2 separate regions of the Homo sapiens genome follow, and region 1 is linked to region 2. Evidence: chromatin loops called from intact Hi-C (ENCODE). Cell type or tissue: heart right ventricle. All regions are shown on one strand. Each heading gives the region's core, and the rest is flanking DNA. Links, peaks and the distances in the headings are about the cores only. Region 1 overlaps DENND1A (DENN domain containing 1A). Region 2 holds the start of LOC107987037 (a long non-coding RNA gene).

Region 1 (12,738 bases), core at 2,063-10,062, 310 kb before region 2:
TTAAGTTGGTAAGCAGTTCACAGTTCACCATTGCCTAGCTTTGCCCAGATGGTAATACTCTTAAGCTTTCTTAGCTCCACTGAGCAGCAGCAAAATAATGTGATTATAGTTGCAGCTCTGGCTAAAGTTCTGACATCCTTTCCATACTCAGTGAAATTTCTTAAGTCAGTTGAAACAACAGCCTCCTGTAGATTCACAGTGAGGATTGTATGCTTGCATTTTGTTACTCATATGAGATCCAGGTCCAGAAGAACACTGGAACGATTCTCTTCTGGACTCTCTTGGCTGCAGGAACATTAAGACTCATCAAAATTTGGGACTCAAACTGAACTGCCATTGGAACTACAGACTCTGTTGGGACAATGTTCTTTTCAAAGGCAAGCCCAGACAACAGTAACAAAGGACTACACCCAGAGTGTCCACAACTTGCTAAGCTCTGTACAAGTGGTAATATGGTTTGGCTGTGTCCTCACCCAAATCTCATTTTGAAATGTAGCTCCCATAATTCCCACATGTTGTGGGATGGACCCGGTGGGAGATAACTGAATCACAGGGGCAGTTTCCCCCATACTGTTCTCGTGGTAGTGAATAAGTCTCACGAGATCTGACAGTTTTATAAGGGGAAACCCCTTTTGCTTGGTTCTCATTCTCTCTCTTGCCTGCCGCCATGTAAGAAGTGCCTTTGACCTTCCACCATGATTGTGAGGCCTCCCCAGGCATGAGGAACTGTGAGTCCATTAAACCTCTTTTTCTTTAAAAATTACCCAGTCTCAGGTATGTCCTTATAGGCAGTGTGAAAATAGACTAACACAGTGGTTAACGTTATCCCAAGTTTTCGTAGCCCTGTAAGGTAGGAATTACGACTCCCATTTGATAAGCTAAGGCTCAGAGGTACCTTGCTCAGTATCACAAACACTGCTAATGTGCAGCTGAGCCAGGATTCAAACCCTGTTCTGACACCTGAGACTATCCTCTCCCCATTGCATTATGGCTGCCACTGCCGTGGATGACAATCACGAAGAGAACTGAACTGTCCGCCTGGGAGTGCTCTCTAGGTATCACACACAGAGCTGGCACTTAGACATCTATTATCTTGTTTAATCATCATCCTTGCAACGACTGAGACTCTGCTGCTATTATTAATCCTCGTTTTAAAGAGAGTGAATACCAGGCTCAGTTAAATCGCAGACTGAGTTGTCTTATCTGAAATGCCTGGGACCAGAAGTGTTAAAGGTTTTCAGATTTTTTTTTTTTAATTTTGAAGTATTTGCATATATAGAGCAAGATAATCCTGAGGATGGGACCCAAGTCTAAACATCAAATTCATTTATGTTTCATATACACCTCATAACACATAGCCTGAAGGTACTTCTATAGAATATTTTTTAATCATTTTGTGCAAGAAACAAAGTTTTGACTAAATTTTGATGGCAACCCATCACATAATGTCAGGTGTGGAATTTCCCACTTGTGGAGTCATGTCCCTCAAAAAGTTTCCAACTCTAGAACATTTCGGATTTTGAATTTTCAGATAAGGGATGCTCAACCTGTAGCAAATGAAGATAGCAATACTTGAACTCAAGTCTGTGGCTTCAAAGCCTGCTCTCCTTTCACCATGCCATGCTGCCTAAGTACCGACCACAAATCATAAAGGCTTGCTTTGATTTAATTTCCATACTGAAAATGGAAAATATACTCAATTACCCAGTTCCCTCCATGCCACAATAAGCAATTAAATACATGAGCTTTTCTTTCAAGAGTGAACCTTCTACATCTGAATGTAGCTCAACATCACCACGTATTCAAACAGGGAGGGCCCCTGAGAGCAGGTGTAACAGATTGGCAACCACCAGCTAAGTCTTGAAGATAACAACAGGGCAGCGGGAGTGAGGGATGACAGAAGAGGCAGCTGCCTCAGCCAGGGCTCCGAGGGAAAATGCTCTTATTCTTTAATGGAGGAGGGTCTGTGCATGCTGGGGGGCAAAAGGGGGGCCCCAAATGAACAAAGGTAAAGAGAAGAGGAAGAAAGATTGGTCCGAGACCAGTTAAAGTGTTCTCATTAATAGGCCTGCGACTTCAAATGTAATCAAAGTGGAGGACCCAGCTCAGCCTAGCAAAGGATCAGGAGATTTGCCCCTCTGATCCTTTCATTCACCAAAATACAATCTCTTTACTAGGCCCAGCAACTGGTACAGACACATGTTCACCCTTCTATCAGGGCTATTCAAAATACATGCAAACTCTTTTCAGACTAATCTTAGCAGAGTTAACTTTATCATTGCCAACACTGTCTCTTATGGGTTGGGCCATGATTATTTGCAGCTGATTCTTATCTATGGCAATTTCTGAAATCCAAGATTGACTTCCTGCTGCCATCCAGCATGCGTGGGCTGCCTCCATCTTGCTGGGAGTAAACACTTGGGGAACACAAACAACTCAAGGCTAGTTTAGGCAAAATGGAATTAGAAGAGTAAACCAGTCTTTACCTAAAAGAAATGGCATTCATGCATTCATTTATCAAACATCCCATGATCATTTAAAAAGCAGAATGCTAGGGAATTAGGTATGAAAAGCAGAACTTTCAGATTATAAATGATACTCCAAGTGTCTGACCCAGAACTGTCTTCAGCCTTAGAGTGCAAGCTCACCTGCTTGCTCACTTACTCTCCACACCCACTCTTCCCCTCCCTCTCTGCCCCAATGCAGATCCCCACAACTTCTCACTTCACCTGTAAGTGGTTCCTCTATGCTAGAGCCAAAATGATTTTCTAACACACAAATCTGATTATGTCATCCCTTTACTTAAGATTCTCCAAGTCATTCTTCACTGACTTCAGGATCAAGTCCAAAAGCCACCACATGACCTGTGAGGTCCTTGCTCTCTGGTCCTTCCAGCCTCATTTCCTGCCATTCTCCTCTGCTCCAGGCATACTGAATGCTCCACCACTCTGCAGAAGCACTGTGCTCCCTTGGTCCTGGGCCTCTGCCCGTGCTGTCCAACCTGCCTATCATGCTCTGCCTTCTCTCCCATTCCTGTCCCACCTCCCCATCCACCTGGGTAACATTCTTAGTTGCTCTTCAGGTTTCATCCCATTTCCCATCTCCACCAACAAAAGTGAGCTACCTCATGATATGGTTTGGCTGTGTCCCCACCCAAATCTCATTTTTAATTTTAACTCCCACAATTCCCATATGTCGTGGGAGCAACCCTGTGGGAGGTGATCAAATCATGGGGGCAGGTCTTTCCCATGCTGTTCTGATGATAATGAATCAGTCTCATGAGATCTAATGGCTATAAAAATGGGAGTTTCCCTGTACCAGCTGTCTTTACCTGCTTCCATCCATGTAAGACATGACTTACTCCTTCTTGCCTTCCACCATGATTGTGAGGCCTCCCCAGCCATATGGAACTGTAAGTCCATTAAACCTCTTTTTCTTCCCATTCTTGGGTATGTCTTTATCAGCAGTGTGAAAACAGACTAATACAGTAAATTGGTACCAGTAGAGTGGGGCATTGCTGAAAAGATACCCAAAAATGTGGAAGTGACTTTGGAACTGGGTAACAGGCAGAGACTGGAACAGTTTGGAGGGCTCAGAAGAAGACAGGAAAATGTGGAAAAGTTTGGAACTTCCTAGAGACTTGTTGAATGGCTTTGACAAAAATGCTGATCATGATATGAACAATAAGGTCCAGGATGAGGTGGTCTCAAAAGGAGATGAGGAACCTGCTGGGAACTGGAGCAAAAGTGACTCTTGTTATGTTTTAGCAAAGAGACTGGCAGCATTTTGCTCCTGCTTTAGAGATTTGTGGAACTTTGTACTTGAGAAAGATGATTTAGGGTATCCGGCAGAAGAAATTTCTAAGCAGCAAAGCATTCAAGAGGTGACTTGGGTGCTGTTAAAGGCATTCAGTTTTAAAAGGGAAATAAAACATAAAAGTTTGAAAAATTTGCAGCCTGACAATACAATAGAAAAGAAAATCCCATTTTGCTGAGGAGAAATTCAAGCCAGCTGCAGAAATTTGCATAAACGAGGAGCTGAACGTTAATCACCAAGACAATGGGGAAAATGTCTCCAAGGCATGTCAGAGACCTTTGCGACAGCTCCTTCCATCACAGGCCCGGAGGTTTAGGAGGAAAAAATGGTTTCATGGGCTGAGCCCTGGGTCCCTCTACTGGGTGCAGTCTAGGGACTTGGTGACCTGTGTCCCAGTCACTCCAGCTGTGACTACAAGGGTCCAAAGTACAGCTCAGGCTGTTGCTTCATAGGGTGGAAGCCCCAAGCCTTGGCAGCTTCCACATGGTATTAAGCCTGCAGGTGCAGAGAAGTCAAGAATTGAGGTTTGGAAACCTCTGCCTAGATTTCAGAGTATGTATGGAAATACCTGGATGCCCAGGCAGAAGTTTGCTGCAGGAGTGGGGGCCCTCATGGAGAACTTCTGCTAGGGCAGTGCAGAAGGGAAATGTGGGTTGGAGCTCCCACACAGAGTCCCTACTGAGGCACTGCCTAGTGGAGCTGTGAGAAAAGGGCCACCATCCTCCAGACCCCAGAATGGCAGATCCACTGACAGCTTGCACTGTGTGCCTAGAAAAAGCTGAAGATACTCAATACCAGCCCATGAAAGCAGCCAGGAGGGTGGCTGTACCCTGCAAAGCCACAGGGGCAGAGCTGCCCAAGACCATGGGAACCCACCTCTTGCATCAGCATGACCTGGATGTGAGACACGGAGTCAATGGAGATAATTTTGGAACTTTAGGATTTGACTGCCCTGCTGGATTGTAGACTTGCATGGGGCCTACAGCCCCTCTGTTTTGGCCAATTTCTCCCATTCAGAATGGCTGTATTTACCCAATTTCTGTACCCCCAGTGTATCCAGGAAGTAACTAACTTGCTTTTGATTTTACAGGTTCATAGGCAGAAGGGACTTGCCTTGTCTCACATGAGACTTTGGACTGTGGACTTTCGAGTTAATGATGAAATCAGTTAAGACTTTGGGGGACTGTTGGGAAGGCATGATTAGTTTTGAAATGTGAATACATGAGATTTGGGAGGGGCTGGGGTGGAATGATATGGTTTGGCTGCATTCCCACCCAAATCTCATCTTTAACTGTAACTCCCACAGTTCCCATGTGTCATGGGAGCAACCCTGTGGGAGGTAACTTATTCATGGGGGTGGTCTTTCCCATGCTGTTCTCGTGACAATGAATAAGTCTCATGAAATCTGATGGCCTTAAAAATGGGAGTTTCCCTGCACCAGCTCTATTTGCTTGCTGCCATCCATGTAAGATGTGATTTGCTCCCCCTTGCCTTCCGCCATGATTGTGAGGCCTCCCCAGCCACGCAGAACTGTAAATCCATTAAACCTCTTTTACTTCCCAGTCTCAGGTATATCTTTATCAGCAGTATGAAAACAGACTAATACACCTCCCTCAGGGCTTCATGCTTTTATACCCTTATCACATCAAGGTTTTTAGTCTGACCATCTCTCCTGCAAGGACATGTCATCTCTCTGACTCCAGTGTCAACTACATTGCTTGGTTCATAGTATAATGCAGTAGATGTTGACTAAACCAATATTTATTGAAGGAATGAATAGGTGATACCTAACACCCACCATATTCTAGTGTGATCTTTATTTGCTGCTCAGCTTGTTAAAGAAGAACATCCAAATTTCCCTCCCTTCTTCCCTTCCCTTCTCAAAGACACTGAACTAGTCTAACCTTTGTAGTCATAATGCTTGGTGCTCACTCCCATTCTTAGAGTCAACTGGGTTGCTCTAATTAACCTGCATTTCTCATCCTAACCCCAGACTTGGAAATTGAGAGCCACAATAGAAAAGAAGCACAACTCGTTGAGGGAGGCTGAAGGGAGGGAGCATCCAGGAGATCAAATCTGTGGAGCATCTAATCAGCTTCTAAAACCACACATACCTAAATTTCCTAATGAGACTTCAGCATGAATCTCAACCTTTAGAGGTACTGAAAAATAGACACACTGAATTCTCAATGTTGGCTCCAGGCCAAATCTGACTTCAACTTTGGCACAAAGAGTTAACCACCTGGAGTGAGGGGAAGGAGAGGGGAGGAGAAGAGAGAAATAAAAGACAGGACAGAGAAGCATAAAATTAAAAAAAAAAAAAAAGTCATTGAGCAGACTTCTGAAGAAAAGCTTGGTTGATTTAAAATGAAAGCTAGGATGCAGACAGGAGGTGGCAGCATGGACTTGAGGTCTGAGCATCAAAATGTCTGGCCAGGCCTCCCCAGCTTTCTCTTCAAGGCTGTGCCACAGAAGCCAAACCATAACCTCTCTGAGCACAGGTCATCTTCCAAAAAGGGAGAAGCAACTCGCCTTTCTTAGACTAAGAGATATTCTGAAAATAAAGACTAAGAAGAATAGCAATTCTCAAACGATTCAAGCTGTAAAAAACACAAATCATCCCCAAGTGCTTTGATAGCTGATAAAAAAATTTTCCAAATCTGAACTTCCATTCTAATTTTGACAAATATTCTAAATTGGCTTCTAATGATACAAAAATATGAGATGACTTTATTGCATACCATTTCAATCTGGCTCAAAACCATTAACAAATGCATCTTCAGGAAAATTCTTAGCAAGAGAAATTCAAAAGCAACTCTTACTCATTTTTGAAATCTGTTTCAATGAGTTCTAAATTTATAGTAAAACATCTCTGCAATTGTAACGCCATTCAGAGCACAATGACACCAATTATGCCCAAGCTTCACTAATTGTTAAAGCTTTAGATAAAGCTAAAAATTTAGAAGTTGGATATGAAACACTCTTGTGACCCTCATTATATTTTTCTCAAAAATGTTCAATATCAGTAGCAGAACTGTGAGTTAAATGCTAAAATTCAGTGACAGAGAAGGAATTTATGAAGCCTTTTAAAACACTTAAAAGCTGAATGGCTCAGGTCTTTGATGTGACTCAGTGCTTTGCAAACCAACTTGAGAAAAGTTTCCTTCTGTCCCGCATGCAAAGGCAGCTGCCCGGGACTACAGGTTCTAGAGTGTGATTTGGAAACATTTCAGCATCACACTCCCTATAATTCAAACCCTGTTTTGTGTCTGTCTTTATAGGTCATTGTTGGCCAGATGGAAAATATTAAGGAAAAGAGATTGCAACTAAACCAGTAGGCTGTGGTACACAGTTGCAAGGCCGCAGTTAACCACGAGCAGAACTGCAGGCAGGCTTTGCTTAGCTGCAAGCAAAGCTCTGGCGCATCCTCTGCCCAGCAGCAGGAGGGCCCCTGGCCAGCTGAGAGCAGTCACTGTGCCAAACAGACTGTACGGGCCTCACTGCTCGGATGCTTCCAGAGAAAGAAGGAGAATCGATGGGTTCCTTTGTAAACAACTTCTTGTGCTTTCGGGCTGTGACCGACTTCAAAGGTGGCATAACTTAATTCTGTCACAAATTATGCCATGGAAATCTTGAGGAAGATATCTTCCTGAGGAAATACCTACGTGGCCCCTTATAAACTAAATTCTAACAGGTAAACAACAAACAACAAAAGAAAAACACGTTCAGCTTTTAGTAAGTAAGAAAAACTGCACAACCTAATATAATTTCTACTCACGACTTAAACCAGTTTTTAGTAAAATCTTACTGGGCATTAGTGAATGCAGACCTTAAATATCAAAGTTTGTGTTGCACTATGATACGACTTTATACATCCATCTCTATTAATGGGACCTGACTCACAGCATTGATTTCCCTCTCAAATATTTGTTGAATAAAATGTGTTAATTTTTAATAATGGGCAACCTTTATTAATGGCCTAGTCTGCAACAAGTGTTCTTCTCAGGACTTTACATGTATTTCATTTTCAGAAGAAGTCATTTTTACGAAGAAAAGCTCTCATTTGTAAAGGATGTAAGGTAGGCATTAGCATCATTATTCCCTTGACACAAAAGCCCCTCAGATAATTCAATAATAACGTGTCTCACATTGAATCCAAGCCTGACTATGAATCCAGATTCTTCCACCACACTCCATGCTGCCTCTCCCTATCACACGAACATACTTTAGCCATTCCAAAAATGACCATTTCCGAAATGCACCAGACCATGAAGTCCTTGAGGACAGGGATAGTGCTTTATTCACAGCTGAATCCCCAGTACACAGCACAGAGCATTAAAAAATGAATGAAGAGAATAGAGGGAGGAGCCTCTGGCTTTTACCAGTTGCTCACACACAAGCACCCACAATAGGTAGTGTGAAATTTGCTCCCTGGTATCATAGAAGAGGTATACAGTACTTGGGTAATTCTTAATAATGGTGAAAAAAACAGCAAGTGAAGAAAAGATCTTAAATATGGATTTTTAGCCTATGATCCAGAGACCACAGAAGGGGTTCTGTGAAAACCTATAATGTCTATAGAACTTTTTAAGGAAACCCACATAAACATTTTTTTGGAGACAGTTCCTGGAGCTTTCAGCAGACTTGCAAAGGTATCCTATCCTCCCAAAAAGTTTGCCTTCTAAGAGTCTTCTCCAATTTTATTGTCATGGGGCTGAGTGGGAAAGGCCAGGGACTCTGTGGTAGAGGGCTTATGTTCAAGTCATGTCCTCCAGGCAGTCATAGAACCTTGGTCAGGTGACTCTGAAGCTCAGTGTTGTCACGTGTAATTTACCCAGTTGTCACAAGATCTAAACGGGATGATCAGCATTAAAGTATTCAACACAATACCTTCTCTCTACTTGGCTAGTGTGTAAGGTATACAACAATAAAACATGAACAGGAGATGGTACAGAACCACTGAAGGAAATATAATGAGAGTACCAGCTGCTCTTCTTTTCCCAGAAAATGTTTTCTTGTTTAGTCATCTAAGAGAAAAGAGCCAGAAAACATCCACTTTTCCTGGAATGCCTACTACAGAGCCTCATTTATATCAAGCTAAAAGTTAATATCCATACTTCAAACTAGATTTTCTGAAGTAAAAGAAATTAAATGATATTCTCATAGGCAAAACAAAAGAAATTCTAAAACACCTATGACACTCAAGGAAAGAAACATGGATTCTGTCTCAAATCTAACCCACCTATCCAGAGAACAGCACTTTTCCGATCCTCCAGATGTATCCTTTGAAGCTACTTGCTTTGACATCATAATTACAAAATGGTGCAAGGGCTGTGAAATCATAAACAGATGATGACTCAAAGGACAAACATCAAGAAACAATCTTTTACTTGCTAAAGACCTTAAATGATAGGAAAACACCTTCAGAAAGCCAAGAATGAAAGTAATAAAAACTTAGTATTTAATTATTAGCTGTACCATTCATATTAGCACCAATAAGGGAAAGAAAAAAAAAAGGGAATAAATATTTAGGTATAAATCTAACAATACAGGTGTAGGAACTGTATGCCAAAAACCACAAAACACCAAAGAAAGAAATCAAAGAATCCCTAAATAGGCCAGGCGTGGTGGCTCATGCCTGTAATCCCAGCACTTTGGGAGGCTGAGGCAGGCAGATCATGAGGTCAGGAGATCGAGACCATCCTGGCTAACACAGTGAAACCCCATCTCTACTAAAAATACAAAATATTAGCCAGGCATTGTGGCAGGCTCCTGTAGTCCCAGTTACTCGGGAGGCTGAGGCAGGAGAATGGCATGAACCCAGAAGGCGGAGCTTGCAGTGAGCCAAGATCGCACCACTGCACTCCAGCCTGGGCAACAGAGTGAGACTCTGTCTCAAAAAAAAAAAAAGAATCCCTAAGTAGATGGAGAGATGTACTATGTTCATGGACTGAAAGACCCAAATATTGTAAAAAGGTTATCTTTGCAGCTGGGCGCAGTGGCTCACACCTGTAATCCCAGCACTTTGGGAGGCCAAGGCGGGCAGACAACCTGAGGTCAGGAGTGAGAGACTAGTCTGACCAACATGGAGAAACCCTGTCTCTACTAAAAATACAAAATTAGCCAGGCGTGGTGGCACATGCCTGTAATCCCAGCTACTCAGGAGGCTGAGGCAGGAGAACTGCTTGAACCCAGGAGGCAGAGGTTACAGTGAGCCGAGATCGTGCCATTGCACTCCTGCCTGGGCAACAATTGCAAAACTCTGTCTCCCAAAAAAAAAAAAAAAAAAAAAAAAAAAAAAACAGGCATCAGTCATCTTTACCCAAGTCATTTTATACATTCAATCCAATGTCAAACCAAATCACAGTGGGATTTTCTATAGCTATTAAAGGTCAAGAAACTAGAAGAGCAAAATTTATGTGGAAAAGCAAAGAAACTAGAATAGCTAAGACTATTTTAAAAATGAAAAACACAGCTGGAAGATTAATGCTATCTGATTTGAAGAATTACTATGATGCCACGATTAAGACAGTATAGTATTGATAGATACATAGATGCTACATCAGCATAATCCTGATACCAAAACCTGGCAGAGACACAACAAAAAAAGGAAATTTCAGGCCAATATCGCTGATGAACATCGATGCGAAAATCCTCAATAAAATACTGGCAAACCAAATCCAGCAGCACATTAAAAAGCTTATCCACCACGATCAAGTCAGCTTCATCCCTGGGATGCAAGGCTGGTTCAACATACACAAATCAATAAACGTAATCCATCACATAAACAGAACCAATGACAAAATCCACATGATTATCTTAACAGATGCAGAAAAGGCCTTCAACAAATTCAACCCCCCTACATGCTAAAAACACTCAATAAACTAGATATTGATGGAATGTATCTCAAAATAATAAGAGCTATTACAAACCCACAGCCACTATCATGCTGAATGGGCAAAAACTGGAAGCATTCCCTTTGAAAACCAGCACAAGGACAATGATGCCCCCCTCACCACTCCTATTCAACACAGTATTGGAAGTTCCGGCCAGGGCAATCAGGCAAAAGAAAGAAATAAAGGGCATTCAAATAGGAAGAGAGGAAATCAAATTATCTCTGTTTGCAGATGACATGATTGTATATTTAGAAAATCACATCGTCTCAGCTCAAAATCTCCTTAAGCTGATAAGCAACTTCAGCAAAGTCTCAGGATACAAAATCCACATGCAAAAACAAGCATTCCTATATACCAATAATGGACAAACAGAGAGCCAAATCATGAGTGAACTCCCATTCACAATTGCTACAAAGAGAATAAAATACCTAGGAATACAACTTACAAGGGATGTGAAGGACCTCTTCAAGGAGAACTACAAACCACTGCTCAAGGAAATAAGAGAGGACACAAACAAATGGAAGAACATTCCATCCTCATGGATAGAAGAATCAGTATCATGAAAATAGCCATACTGCCCAGAGTAATGTATAGATTTAATGCTATCCCTATCAAGCTACCACTGACTTTTTTCACAGAATTAGAAAAAACTACTTTAAATTTCACATGGAACCAAAAAAGAGCCTGCATAGCCAAGACAATCCTAAGCAAAAAGAACAAAGCTGGAGGGATCGCACTACCTGACTTCAAACTATACTATAAGGCTGCAGTAACCAAAACAGCATGGTACTGATACCAAAACAGATATATAGACCAAGGGAACAGAACAGAGGCCTTAGAAATCATGCCACACATCTACAACCAACTGATCTTTGAAAAACCTGAGAAAAACAAGCAATGGGAAAAGGATTCCCTATTTAATAAATGGTGTTGTGAAAACTGGCTAGCCATATGAGGAAACTAAAACTGGACCCCTTCCTTACACCTTAAACAAAAATTAACTCGAGATGGATTAAAGACTTAAATGTAAGACCTAAAACCACAAAAATCCTAGAATAAAGTCTAGACAATACCATTCAGGACATAGGCATGGGCAAAGACTTCATGACTAAAACAACAAAAGCAATGGCAACAAAAGCCAAAATTGGCAAATGGGATCTAATTAAACTAAAGAGCTTCTGCACAGCAAAAGAGACTATCATCAGAGTGAACAGGCAACCTACAGAATGGGAGAAAATTTTTGCAATCTATCCATCTGACAAAGGGCTAATATCCAGAATATATAGAGAACTTAAATTTACAAGAAAAAAAACAAACAACCCCATCAAAAAGAGGGCAAAGGATATGAACAGACACTTTTCAAAAGAAGACATTTATACAGCCAACAAACATATGAAAAAAAGCTCAACATCACTGGCCATCAGAGAAATGCAAATCAAAACGACAATGAGATACCATCTCACCCCAGTTAGAATGGCAATCATTAAAAAGTCAGGAAACAACAGATGCAGGAGAGGATGTGTAGAAGTAGGAACGCTTTTACTCTGTTGGTGGGAGTGTAAATGAGTTCAACCATTGTGGAAGACAGTGTGGCGATTCCTCAAGGATCTAGAACCAGAAATACCATTTGACCCAGCAATCCCATTACTGGTTATATACCCAAAGGATTATAAATCATTCTACTATAAAGACACATGCACACATATATTTATTGCGGCACTGCTCACAACAGCAAAGACTTGGAACCAACCCAAATGCCCATGAATGATAGACTGGATAAAGAAAATGTGGCACATAAACACCATGGAATACTATGCAGCCATAAAAAAAAGATGAGTTCATGTTCTTTGCAGCGACATGGATGAAGCTGGAAACCATCATTCTCGGCAAACTAACACACAAACAGAAAACCAAACACTGCATGTTTTCACTCATAAGTGGGGGTTGAACAGTGAGAACACATGGACACGGAGGGGAACATCACACACCGGGGTCTGTTGTGGGGGTGGGGAGCTAGGGGAGGAAT
Region 2 (12,738 bases), core at 2,909-10,908:
AATCCCAGCCACTCAGGAGATTGAGGCAGGAGAGAATCACTTGAACCTGGGAGGCAGAGGTTGAAATGAGCTGAGATCGTGCCACTGCACTCCAGCCTGGGTGACAGAGCAAGACTCTGTCTCAAAAAATAATAATAATAATAATAATAGTCAATAAATAAATCTATAAAATGGGAATAATAATAGTCGAATCCACCTACTTGGCTTTTCATGGGAATAACCTGTGGCAGTGCATGCTGGAGGGTGGCATGGAGCCTGGCACATAGTAAAAGGTACATACATGTCAGCCATTCCTATGAATACATATTACTGATTCTTAATCTCTGCCAGTCTCTGCCATGCACCGGGGGACATGAAGATAGCATAGAAAGGGTCCCTGCTCCCATCAAACTCTCAGGAGTGGACTTTTTGAAATACCTGGGAGAGAATTCTAGTGAAGCCCTGACAACATGAAGAACAAACCCCACACAACCCCAGAGCAGCCGGGCTTTTAATGAAGTTGTTGAATTTTCATCTACCAGATTCCCAGTGCCTCAGCTCTGGAAAGCAGAGAAGGTAGTTGTGGACGATGGTGTCATTGTTTACAAGCCCACTGTTAGGGGCAACAGCCTGAGAAATAGCAAACAGCCGGCAACTAACCGGGTCCAGCCCTGCCCGAGGTCTTGGAGCCCCGGATGGATGAGCAAATGAGCACCCGGCAAAGCACCCTCAAACCCTCGACCCAGGCTCCCCGCTCCAGCTACTGCTCTGAGAGTCAGACGCACAGAGCACAGGCTGCTCAGGGGTCACACGCACACAGGCCAGGACAGTGGCAAGGCAGCGGCACCAAGGCTCCGGCCTTCTCCACCCCAATCTGCATGACTTTGGGGAAGTCACTTCCTCTCTCTGAGGGCCTCTGGGGGCTTCCCCATCCATTTTCTTTAGGCCACCAGGACACAGTCTCTCCCCTACAGATTTCTGCTGGCCGGGAAAGGGAAGGACCCCCCCACCCCAGGGAAAGCATGTCAAGGGTGGTCTGAGAAGCACTGTACTTATTTGCCAGCCCCCAGAAGGGGTGATGGGCTTTCTTTGGGCGGAGAGCCAGGGAAAATGTGCCTTCTTCCTGGGAAGATCCAGCACTGAGGAGGGAGCTTGGTTTCTCCACTTCACAGGGTCTGGATCTCCCACTTTACTCCAAGATTCTTGTGGATTTGCTTTTAATTGAGCCCAAATTGTGTTACGCCACCAGAAACGGGGGTTTGAGGCCACAGGCCCCTGCAGCCGGGGTGGTCCCAAGGGGTGCGTGGGGCCAGGAGTCAGCCCTCCCTCTCCTGCCAGAGACACTGGGAAGACAGGCAGATGCAGGACATCTGGAAATGCGCAACTGGACACCCCAGAATCTGCAGAGTGCCCTGAGGCCCTTTGTTTTATGGGGAGGCTTCTGGCGGGTGTTTTCCTCACGCAAAGGGAAGTGAAGGGGCCCTGCCTTTCAGGACTTTTTCCTTGGAAGGTTCAACCCCCCCAGAGTGGCCTGGATTTCCTAAGCCCCTCCCAAAGTACTTCGTGGACCTCTGGGTACAGCGGGTCCCTGTGTTTGTGCTGTTAGATGGGTGGTGGTACTTAGGTGCTGGCTGTGTAGATGAATTTCATTTTTCTTTTCTTTTTTTTTTTTTTTTTTTTTTGAGATGGAGTCTTGCTCTGTGGCCCAGGCTGGAGTGCAGTGGTGGGATCTTGGCTCACTGTATCCTCCGCCTCCCGGGTTCAAGCAGTTCTTCTGTCTCAGCCTCCCGAGTAGCTGAGGTTACAGGAGCGCACCATCACACCCAGCTAATTTTTTATATTTTTAGTAGAGATGGGGTTTCACCATGTTGGACAGGCTGGTCTCGAACTGCTGACCTCAAGTGATCCACCTGCCTCGGCCTCCCAAAGTGCTGGGATTACGGGCTTGAGCCACTGTGCCCGTCCTTAGATGAATTTCTGTGTGTCTTCCTGAATGCTTACAGGCGTGTGTGCAAAGATATGGGAGTGGACGCGTGTGTGTCTGTGCCCAAGGAAAAATGAAAGTAAACCCATGTTCTCTCACTGACATTCTTTTCAGACAGAGCTCAGCCCCAGCTCTGCGCCCCGCCGCACGTCCCTCATAAGTCGATACGGGATGCAGCAGGTCGGGAGAGAGACTCTGCGGGTTTCAACTTCCCTGGCCTCACTTTAATTTGGCTGCCGTTCCCACGCTGCCTACCTCCACCCACCTCCACCCTGAGACCTGACACCCAGTGGCCCAGGGTACCTGGTGGCTCCCCCAACCGATGATGGGGATAGGTTCCGTGTCTTTCACTTCCTCTTAGTAACTCATTATTATTGCCTGATTCTCATGTGTTCTTTATCGCATTCCCAGACTTACTGACCACAAAACATTTAAAACATTTTACCAACAAGAACTTGTGGGGTTTATTGTCTGCTGAAAGGCAACTGCCAAAAAAGGAAAAAGAAAAAAAAAAAAGGAATGTCTCAAAGAACCATTAGGAAAAGGATCAAGATTTGTCTGGTGTGTGTGTTTGGTGTGTCTGATAGAAATGCAACATGAGGCACACATTTAATTTTAAGTTTTAAATGTCCTAGTAGCCTCCTTGAAGAAATGAAGAGAGACAAGTAAAAGTAAAATTAATTTTAATAATGTATTTTGCTTAACTCAGTATAGCCAAACTATTAATCATTTCGACATGTAATCAATATAAAAATTATTGAGATATTCTACCTGCTTTTTTTTTCATATTCAGCCTTCAGATAGGTTGTGTGTTTTCACCTGCAGACTGGTTGAATTTGGGCTAATGCCATTTTAAGTGCTCAGCAGCCATACGTGGCTCGTGGCTGTGATATTCGGGAGTACAGCTCAGCTCTGGAACCACCTATCAGAAAGAGAAGCCCAGCCGTAGCCCATTAGATAGAGTGAAATTTTTGTTTTATTTTATTAAGAGCAAAATATTGGCCAGGTGCAGTGGCTCACATCTGTAATCCCAACGCTTTAGGAGGCTGAGGCAGGAGGGATCACTTGAAGCCTGGAGTTTGAGACCAGCCTGGTCAACATTGCAAGACCCCGTCTCTACAAAAAATAACTTAAAAAGTTAGCGGGGCCGGTGGTGCTCACCTATCTATAGCCCCAGCTACCCAGGAGGCTGAGGCGGGAGGATCGCTTGATCCCAGGAGTTAGAAGCTGCAGTGAGTCGAGATTGTGTCACTGCACTTCAGCCTGGGGGACCAAGCCAGACCCTGTCTGCAAACAAAAACAAAAACAAAAAAACCAAAAAAGCAAAATATTGCCAACCTGACTTTTTGGATCCTCTTGGCAAAACACAGATCAGCGTCCCCAGAGGCAGCAGAGCTCTGAGTGAAGCAGTCGGGGGGATGCTCTGCCTGCCTTCCGCTCACCAGCCCTTCCCTGTCGTCCCCCGCAGGTCTGGTTCCAGAACGCCCGAGCCAAGTTCAGGCGCAACCTCTTACGGCAGGAAAACACGGGCGTGGACAAGTCGACAGACGCGGCGCTGCAGACAGGGACGCCATCGGGCCCGGCCTCGGAGCTCTCCAACGCCTCGCTCAGCCCCTCCAGCACGCCCACCACCCTGACAGACTTGACTAGCCCCACCCTGCCAACTGTGACGTCCGTCTTAACTTCTGTGCCTGGCAACCTGGAGGGCCATGAGCCTCACAGCCCCTCACAAACGACTCTTACCAACCTTTTCTAATGACTCGCAACCCCTCACCCCACAATTTCTTTAAAAAAGAAATTATCTTTAGTTGAATTCCAAGTGTATTTTAAAATAGAGGCTTTGAGCAACTAACTAACCACATTTTAGGATCTCGCCTGGAAACAGAGGTAAAAAAAAGAAGTGTGCGCCCGGCTAATGCAGCGGTGTGGACCGAGGAACAACTTGGAAGATCTACCTGCAACACAACATTTGTGTCACTGTACAGTTTTGTGGACTGAGCGAGGAAAAACAACAAATAATTTAAGTTGGCTAGAGCTTCTGTATTTTCAAAGACTGCCACGTGCCTTAGGAATACTGTTTTATCTCCATACTTTGGATGACTTGTTCATTTTTCTCTCCCTCTTTTTCTCTGTATATTTATGACCAGAGCAAAAATGTAAAAAACAAAAAAAACAACAAAAAAAGTTTGTTACTTTGAATAGTCCTAAAAAGAAAAAAAGAAAAAAAAAAAAGGAAAAATCAAACCCCCTCCAACGGTCGCTTTGTTGTTTTAGAATTTTAAGGTGGAAGTCTGTTCGAATATCAGAATTTGTAAAATCTAACCAGTAATAAAACCACTTATTGAAACTACTTGGGGCTGCTGCCATTTGGTTGGGTGTGAAATTGACAGGACCTAAGAGTTTTACTGAGGCCCAGAGATCAATTCTAGGTCTTCACATATTCATCAGATATTCCTGGGGCTCCTGTCTTGTGCCAGGCTTTGGACGGATTACAGAGATGCCGAGACAAAGATCCAATTCCTGCTCTCAAGGAATCAGAATGGTGACACGGGACAGACAAAAGATATCTTAACAGGGTGTGATATGTGCTCAAGTGGAGGATATGCAACATCCCATTCATTCATTCATTCATTATTCATTCATTCATTCTTTCAAATATTTAATGAGCACACCCTGCCAGATGCTTGTGATGCAGAGGTCAGAGGCCCTTTTCTGCTCCTGGCTGGGCTGGAAAGAAGGCATGTCAGGCGATGAGGGAGGCCTCCTGAAAAACCTGCAGCTTTTCCCTACGAGGAGTGAACGCAGTTAACAAAGGGCAGCTTAAGCTCCAGTTTTCCTAATGACACAAAATTTCAAGATCGCTAGAGAGGGCAAAAGCAAATGAATTCTGTTCCTTTCCTAAAGTTTCAGGGAACCTCAGAAACCCAGAGAAAAGACACACCCAGAGAGGAGGGAGGGTTGGAGCCAGGCAGAATGAAGTTGGAATTCCTACTGTTGAGCAGGGTGAGCTGAAGGAAGTCATTTCACTTCATTGGGCGTCAGTTTCCTCAGCTATGAGCTGAAGATAATGAATGGCCCTTGCATGGCAGTTGTAGTGGGGGCAAAAGGTAAGATGTGTTGAAGAGCCCAGCAGAAGGCCTGACACAGAGTAGGGCTCGATGCATTGTAGTGAATGACAGACAGGTGATGTGAGGACTCTGTGGGTGGAGAGCAGGAATGTGTGTATCCAGGCACCCTCTGGCATTGCTGAATGCACCAAGCAGGTGTGGTGTCTGTCCCCCAGACTTCTGACACCCCTCATTTCTCACTCTGAGCCCTGCTTCGGAGTACTCTGCTACCAGTTTCATTGGATGTCAGCAGTTACCAACCCAAATGCCCCTGCAATGGCCCACCAACTTGATCATCCAGATGGAAAATCATGGCCACCTGGAGGAGGAAATAGCCAGGCAAGAGTGGGCAGAGGAACCATCCAGCCCAGGACTGGGGTCTCTCTCTCCTCCTCCCTCTGCCATCATTGTTGGGATAGGGTGGAGGGAGTGAGTGGGGCAGGAACGGGCTGAGTGTGCTTCAAGCCCAGACTCACTCACTTTCTGAAATGTTTTTTGAAAACCCCAAGCACATTGCGTGCGCGCGCGCGCACACACACACACACACACACAAACAAACAAAAAAACACTATTGTTATTGCTATAATGTCTGGCAAACAGTAGGAGCCCAATAAAATTTTTGTAAACTTTTATATTACATATACAGTGTACACAAGTCTGTAATAAACAGCCTGATTAATGTCTTTCAAATGAACACACCCATTTAACTACCACTCAAATCAAGGTATAGGACACTTTCAGCACCCAGAAGTCTCCCTTAAGGCCCCTTCCTTCAATCCCTCCCAAGATAGCTCCTATTTAAAAAAATCTGTTTTTGATCGATACATTTTTTGCTGAATGAATTCAGGAGGCTTAGCAAGATTAGCCTACTTACAGCTAGTGATGGAAGAGCCAAGCTTTGAGCCAGGTCTATGCCCTCAGATCCAAGGCTCTTACCCTCAAGCAGACACATGTTCATAGTTACCCACGCAAGCAAGAGGGTTAAGAACCTCAACTTTTCTACCTGCCCAATGGGGTCATGGAATCTGTCTCCCATTGATGACTCTGTGAGGGAATGCAATCAGAGGGCCTGGACTGCAGACAGACAGACACCATGACGCCAGTTACCCCCAGCAACTCATACGGGTGCCCACAGACACACATGCACGCATGCACGTTCTTGAGGCATTCATGGATAGATAGACCCACAGGCTAAGGTCCTCACACCCAGACAGCACCACACAACGTCACACACACACACAGATGCTCGCAGACAGACGTAAACAGGCCCAGATGCTCATCAATCCACCTAGACAGACACCCAGACCACCCCACACAGGGAGACCCGCTCATAAACCCGGGTGTGCACACATGCAGATGCTCACAGGCACCCAGACGCCCCCGCGTAGCCCGCTGTGCCCCTTGCTCAGGCACCAACAAAGCTGAGTCTGATTCCTATCTTGTCTGTCAGCACTGGCACCCAGTTGGAGAGGGCCCTGGAATGATGCCCGGGGGTCCCCCACCCCTGCATAAGAGCACGTTGAGGAGCCAGGGCTGCTGTTGGGCCAGGGGTGGGGACACCTTGGATGGGGCGTTGCTCTCCCCAGGCTCAGAGACTAAGACACACACAGACTTGGGAAGATAGGAACAGAGACAGGGACAGAGACAGAGATACAGAGGCAGAGAGAGAGAGAGAGAGAGACATAGGCAGAGAGAGAGGCAGAAAGGCAGTAGACAGGGAGAGAGAGGAAGGGAATAAAACAGCAACACAGAGAGTGATGAGGCAGAGACCCACAGGGATGGAGACAGAGACACGGGAGAGATGGTGAGACACAGAAAGATTGAGATTGAGAAGGAAGACTTGGTAAAGGGAGACCCTGGGACAGACTCAGAGGCTGAGAGAGACCAAGACTGAGAGACAGCAGAAGAAACAGAGATGGCTCCTGTGAGGCTGGTAAGGAGAGACACTGAGGGAGAGGGAGAGGTGAGCTCAAAAGCCAGACAGAGGCGGAGCACGGTGGCTCACGCCTGTAATCCCAGCGCTTTGGGAGGCCGAGGTGGGTGGATCACGAGGTCAAGAGATAGAGACCATCCTGGCCAACATGGTGAAACCCCATCTCTACTAAAAATACAAAAATTAGCTGGGCGTGGTGACATGTGCCTGTAGTCTCAGCTACTCGGGAGGCTGAGGCAGGAGAATCGCTTGAACCCAGGAGGCAGAGGTTGCAGTCAGCCGAGATCGCGCCACTGCACTCCGGCCTGGTGACAGAGCAAGAGTAGGTCTCAAAAAAAATAAATAAATAAAAGCCAGACAGGTAAATCAGCGGCAATTCAGACTGAGTGACAGCAGGTGAGGGGAGGCAGGTGCTGAGGCTGGTAGGCCAGCTCTGTCCACCATGATGGGAGGGAGGGAGACAGTACCATCGCCACAGCCACCTGCAGCTCTGGGGACCTATCCAAACCTCCCCGCATGCTGACTGCAGTGGGGATCGGGGGCCACCCAACCCTCTATGAATATGGAGAGACACCTTGTTCTTGAGACCCACACCCAGGCCTGGCATTAGGTGGTCTTCAGGGGCTGGGGTCTCCACCCTAGCCCTACCCCACCCTGCCAAGTCTCCCTTCCTCCAAGGTGGGCAGGTCTGGAGCACAGGGAAGAGACCTTCGCACTCTTCTCTGCTCTGAAAGTTTTGGCAAGATACTAAGCCACTCTGAATCTCAGTCTCATAATCTGTAAAATGGGACCAATGGTGTTCACTTGCAGGGTGCTGTGGGGATTCAGTGAAAGTCTATGTACCTGCTTTATTCATGGTGTGACTAACTCCCAGGGGGCCACAGTGATGGTGTGAGGAATTGTCTCAAAGTTGAAAGAGGAGATGGGTTGGGTTGGGCTCTTGAATGAACAGAAGGTGATCAGATGGAGAAGGGAGCCAGGGAGGATTCCTGACTGAGGAGCAGCCCAGGTCACAGGCAAGAGGATGTGCCGCAGGCTCATGAGTGGAGGGCAGTTTCCCGGGTGGGGATGTCCTGGAGAGGCTGGTGAAACTCAGCTCACAGGGGGCCTTATCTAAGGCTGGGGAACGTGATGAGGCCAGGGGCCTGGAGGTGCAGCAGGACTCCCCTGCTCTTCCTTGGGTGACAGGACCCCTCTCCTCCTTGTAGTTATGCTGGAGTCCCACGTGGCAGCACTGGCTTCCTGGAGAGCAGTGTTTGTTGCTGTGGGCTGCATGACCTGCTGGCAAGGATGGACAACTCCAGGCTACACCTGCCAGCCGCTGCCCCAGGGAGGGACATTGTGGGCTCTTTGGCTCCTGGGGACTCTGTGTGGTGTGACCTCGGCTCACTGCAACCTCCTCCTCCCAGGTTCAAGTAATTCTCCTGTCTCAGCCTCCCCAGTAGCTGGGATTACAGGCGTGTACCACCACACCTGGCTAATTTCTGTATTTTTAGTAGAGATGCAGTTCCACCATTTTGGCTGGGCTGGTCTCAAACTCCTGACCTCAAGTGATCTGCCTGCCTCGGCCTCCCAAAATGTTGGGATCACAGGCTTGAGCCACTGCACCCAGCCTGCCAGCAGGCCCTTTATACCTTCCTTTTTACTCTTTGTCCCTCCCTCTCTCCTCAACCCAGTGCTGGGCACCCGAGACTGGTGATGTGGAGATGATTTGGCCAACAGCCCTTCCCTCTGGCTCCCAGCCTCTCTGGGAGACAGGTACAATAGCCAGCTACTGTCCAGCAGGAAGGAAGCCTGGGAATTATGGGAGCCCAAGGTGGGAGAGTCTCATTCTGCAAGTGGTGAAAGTCCTGTGTAACACTCTGCAACTGGTGATGCGTTCTTACAGTTATTATCTCATTGAATCCTTGCCTCTAGGAGGCAGGGATGAGCACTTCGTTTCACACAGAAGGAAGCCAAGGAGAAGCCACTTGCCCAGGATCACACAGTTCAGGGGCCACAGAGACATTTCCATGGCAATTCAATTGAATTCAGCCAGCATGAGTCAATTCGTCCCTGGCGCCAGGCATGGTGGCTAGGGGTACCTAGGAAATTGCGATCCTTGCTAGGGGCTGGCAGATGCAGACCAGGTGCGAAGGCAGCTGGGACTAGGCATTCAAGAAGGCAAGGAGTCCAGAAGAGGCTGCCAATACAGACTGGTGGTTGGGGGTACTTTCTGAGTTGGAAGAGCAGGCAATTGACCTAGAAGTGTTTGAGTAGGGGGGAGGGACTTGGGGAGAGGGCAGAAGCACATGCTCAGGGTGTGGTATTTTTCCGCTAGTGAACAGCACCCATGTGGACAGGAGAAAGAGAATCACTGCTAATTCTTTGGAGCTGGAAGCAGCCTAGAAGAGCCTCTGGCCGGAGCTGCTCGTCAGAACCACTCCAGCGGCGTTTCCACATTCCCCTACTGGCTCGCCACCACTTCCTGGGGAGGAGCCCAGGCTGGTGTGTCTTATAAAAAACTTGTTATCATGGAAAATTTCAAACATATACAAAGTAAACAGAAGGGTACAATGAACCTCCATGTACTCCCTGCTCAGCTTCCAGTTATCAACATTCACTCAGTCTTTTTTTTTTTGAGACTTAGTCTAGCTCTGTCACCCAGGCTGGAGTGCAGTGGTGCGATCTTGGCTCACTGCAAGCTCTGCCTCCCGGGTTCAAGCGATTTTCCTGCCTCAGCCTCCCGAGTAGCTGGGGTTACAGGTGCCTGCCACCATGCCTGGCTATTTTTTTTTTGTATTTTTAGTAGAGACAGGGTTTCACTGTGTTGGCCAGGCTGGTCTCAAACTCCTGACCTTGTGATCCGCCCACCTCAGCCTCCCAAAGTCCTGGGATTACAGGCGTAAGCCACCGTGCCTGGCCAACATCCACTCACTCTTGTAACCTCTATACTCCACCCACTCCCTGGTTCCAACTTGATGATGATGATTGATGACAATGACCTGTGCATTTTTTAAAAGTCCCTCAGGGATTCGGACAGGCACATCCTTCATCTTAGGGATGATCAGGGTAAGCTCAAAGAGGGGAAGGGGCTTACATGTGGGCACCTAGCCGGGATGCAGCAGAGAGGGGGTTGTCTGGCTGAGGGACACTTAGTGAGTGCCAGGCCCTCTGCTGGGCAGTGGGGTCATGAGCGAATATGATGGTCCCTGTCTTCATGGAGCTCAGAATCTACCAAGGGAGACAAATGCCAAACAACCTCAAAAGTACTTACTGATGTTTGTGATGAGGCCTATGTGAGACCATGAGAGTGTATACACGGGCAAGGAAAAGGAGAGCTTCTTGGAGAAAATCATCAGTAAGAGACCAGCTAAGTGTATGGAAATTAACTCGCAAGTGGGAGGAGGGGAGAAAGGAGTAATAGAATGTGCAAAGGCCCTGAGGCTCAGAGGTCCACAGCACTAAAAGGTGGCCAGTGTGGCCGGAGCTCTCAGAGCAAGGGCCAAGGTGGTGGGAGGTGGGGCTGAGGACACAGCCAGGGGCTTTCCAGGCAGCATGTCTGGGCCTCAATTCCAAGAGCACCAGGAAGCTAGAAATGAAGGCAGGGGAGGAGGAGGCAGGGGGTGGATGTGAGGGGCCTCTTAAAGCTGCCAGGTAATGGGACATCTGGCTAGGTGGAGGCAGAGGGAATGGACCAGCTATGGGGGGAGGGAGAGCCAGGAGGGATCAGGATCATAACCAGGTGGATGCTGTGGCCCTTCACTGCAATGAGGAAAGTCATCAGGAAGAGGAAGGGGGAAGATGCTCGGGGATTTGTGGTTTAGATTTGCTGAGTTTTTGATGGCTTTGAGACATCCAAGTGCTGGCCTGGTCTTTCCCCTCAAGGGGCTCCCAGTCAGAAGGAGGAGGCATGAAAGGGACCTGGGACACTTACCCAGTGCTTCTCTTCTTTGAATTTCCCAGCTATCCTGAGTAAGAGTGTCCTCAAGCTGGCATTTGAGGCTTGGTCACAAGTTAGTCCCTGCCCACTTCTCTGGTGCAGGACTTGGGACCTACCTACCCATCTTTGGGCTTAAAGCCAGCCAGGTGCACCAAACTCACCAGTGCTTTGCACACTGGGTGGGCTCTCTGCCTGAGGGTCTTCTCAAAAACTCCTGCTCAAATGTCCCCTCCTCTCTGGAACCTTCTCTGCTGTCACTTCCACCCTTCTCACCATGCAGGGCTGGAGGGGGCAGGGGTGGATGTGAGGGGGCTCCTAAAGCCACCAGGTAATGGGACATCTGGCTAGGTGGAGGAAGAGGGAATAAACCAACTGTAGTTGTCTGTTCTCCCCGCATCCCTACCCCAACGCCAACAGGGCCACGTGGGGCTGGCCTGTGACTGCCCGGTTCAGTATGAATCTGTGGGTTCTTGTTTTGAAAGTATGTTATACTCTCTCTTTCCTGCTAGTGTAAGCTCCATGACTCAGCCTCTCCATCTTCATATTACTCCTGGCCCGGATGAGTCCCTCCTAAATAGTTCCTAAGTCCTGGAGAGGGTAAATGTTAGCATAAGCGTTCACTATGGTTGAGAGTCTAGTCCTTAGGGGTTCGGTGCTGGATTCTGTCCTGCCGCTTACTGCTGTGGGATCCTGGGCAAAGTACTGAACCTCTCTGAGCTTCCAGGATTTGTCGTCTGTATAACGGGGGTAGTGATGACACCTACTTCTTAGGGTTTCGTGAACGTTGAATGGTGTAACTCACGCAGCCATAGCGTTTAGCAGAGTGCCTGGCTCATCGCAGTGCTCAGTTCCTGGGAGCTGTTGCTATTTATTCAGCTCCGTCTTTCCATTCAGGCACCTCTAGCGTGCTTGCCCCTTGAAAAGAGGAGAGGGAGGGCTCCCACTCTGGGACGGCCGCAGTGGTTTTCAGAGCTTGGGGTGGGGGTGGGCTTGGGGCGGTTCCGGGCATGGGGGTGGCCGCGGGCCTGGAGCTGTAAGAGGAGGTCCCTGGGGACTGGGGAGAGGGGGGCGGAAGCCGGAGCCGAGGTCGGATCCGGCGAGGTGGGCAGAGCAGACATCCTGCGGGGGCGCCCCCAGCCCGGACCGAGGCACGGTCCCGGGGGAGCCGGCCCGGGCACCGCGGCCATCGGAGCTGGGACGCCGGGTCTGGGGCTGCAGAGCCGCCGCAGGGGCCGGACGAGGGCGCCCCCTGGCGGGGCACCGCGGCATCGCCCCGGGTCTCTCACTTCCTCAGCAGGCTGGGTGGGGTCTTCGCGGAGGAAATTCCCCTCAGGGAGGGGTGTCGGGGACTCCGGAGAGCTGTTTCGGGCTCCGGACGCTTTCCTGGGCTCCAAAACTGGGAGTGACGCTTTTGAGCCCTCACGTGTGCCGCGTACTGCATTAGGCAGATGGCAGCTCACGGCACAGGCATTGGCACGCGGTGGGTCCCCCAGGGTCCTCTTCTCCCTTAGCCTCATTCCTCGGGCTTCTGGGCAGGGGTGTTGGGCTCAAGCCTGAGAGGGTCCTCCGGTATGGAAGGGGTGAGGGTTGTGCAGCTCCAGACCGCCATCCTGGGTGCCCCCAGGGCTCACTCTCCCTGCGGGCCCCCCACTCCCAGGACTGGACCCTGTGTATGGCGTGTGATGAGTGGGGGTGGGGCTGCGGTGGGGCTGGGTGGAGGTCTGTGATGTGTGCTGCTGTCAGGGAATCTGAGTGTGGCTGTGCCGTGGTGTTAGTGTGGGAGCGTCTGTATGTGTTGAGACGTGTGTGTTTT

The links. Hi-C counts contacts between places; a loop is a spot of excess contacts. Peaks named below come from ENCODE experiments on the same cell type or tissue, not always from the same donor. Only the 100,000 strongest peaks of a DNase experiment are listed, where the experiment ranks them.
Region 1: a loop joins it to region 2, with 3 times the contacts of the local background. A loop is called at or near these places in 32 of 110 quality-filtered maps.

The regions. Positions count from the first base shown.
Region 1 is chr9:123,718,393-123,731,130 of GRCh38, forward strand. All of the region lies in intron 5 of DENND1A (DENN domain containing 1A), which reads right to left. Among named protein-coding and RNA genes, the nearest start is that of DENND1A, 210 kb to the right of the region's middle. RefSeq lists a silencer at 7,098-7,392. In heart right ventricle, for the core only: a CTCF peak has its summit at 6,213 (motif pointing right); no DNase peak of the experiment used is centred there.
Region 2 is chr9:124,028,989-124,041,726 of GRCh38, forward strand. LHX2 (LIM homeobox 2) reads left to right here. Exons shown (of 5, transcript NM_004789.4): 5 at 3,432-4,313. The coding sequence ends at 3,719. It overlaps LOC107987037 (a long non-coding RNA gene), which reads left to right and starts at 6,660. Exons shown (of 3, transcript XR_001746580.2): 1 at 6,660-7,003. RefSeq lists enhancers at 1,042-1,829, 11,919-12,453, 12,454-12,738 and silencers at 12,066-12,275, 12,316-12,375. In heart right ventricle, for the core only: no CTCF peak of the experiment used is centred there; no DNase peak of the experiment used is centred there; H3K27me3 peaks cover 6,783 bases.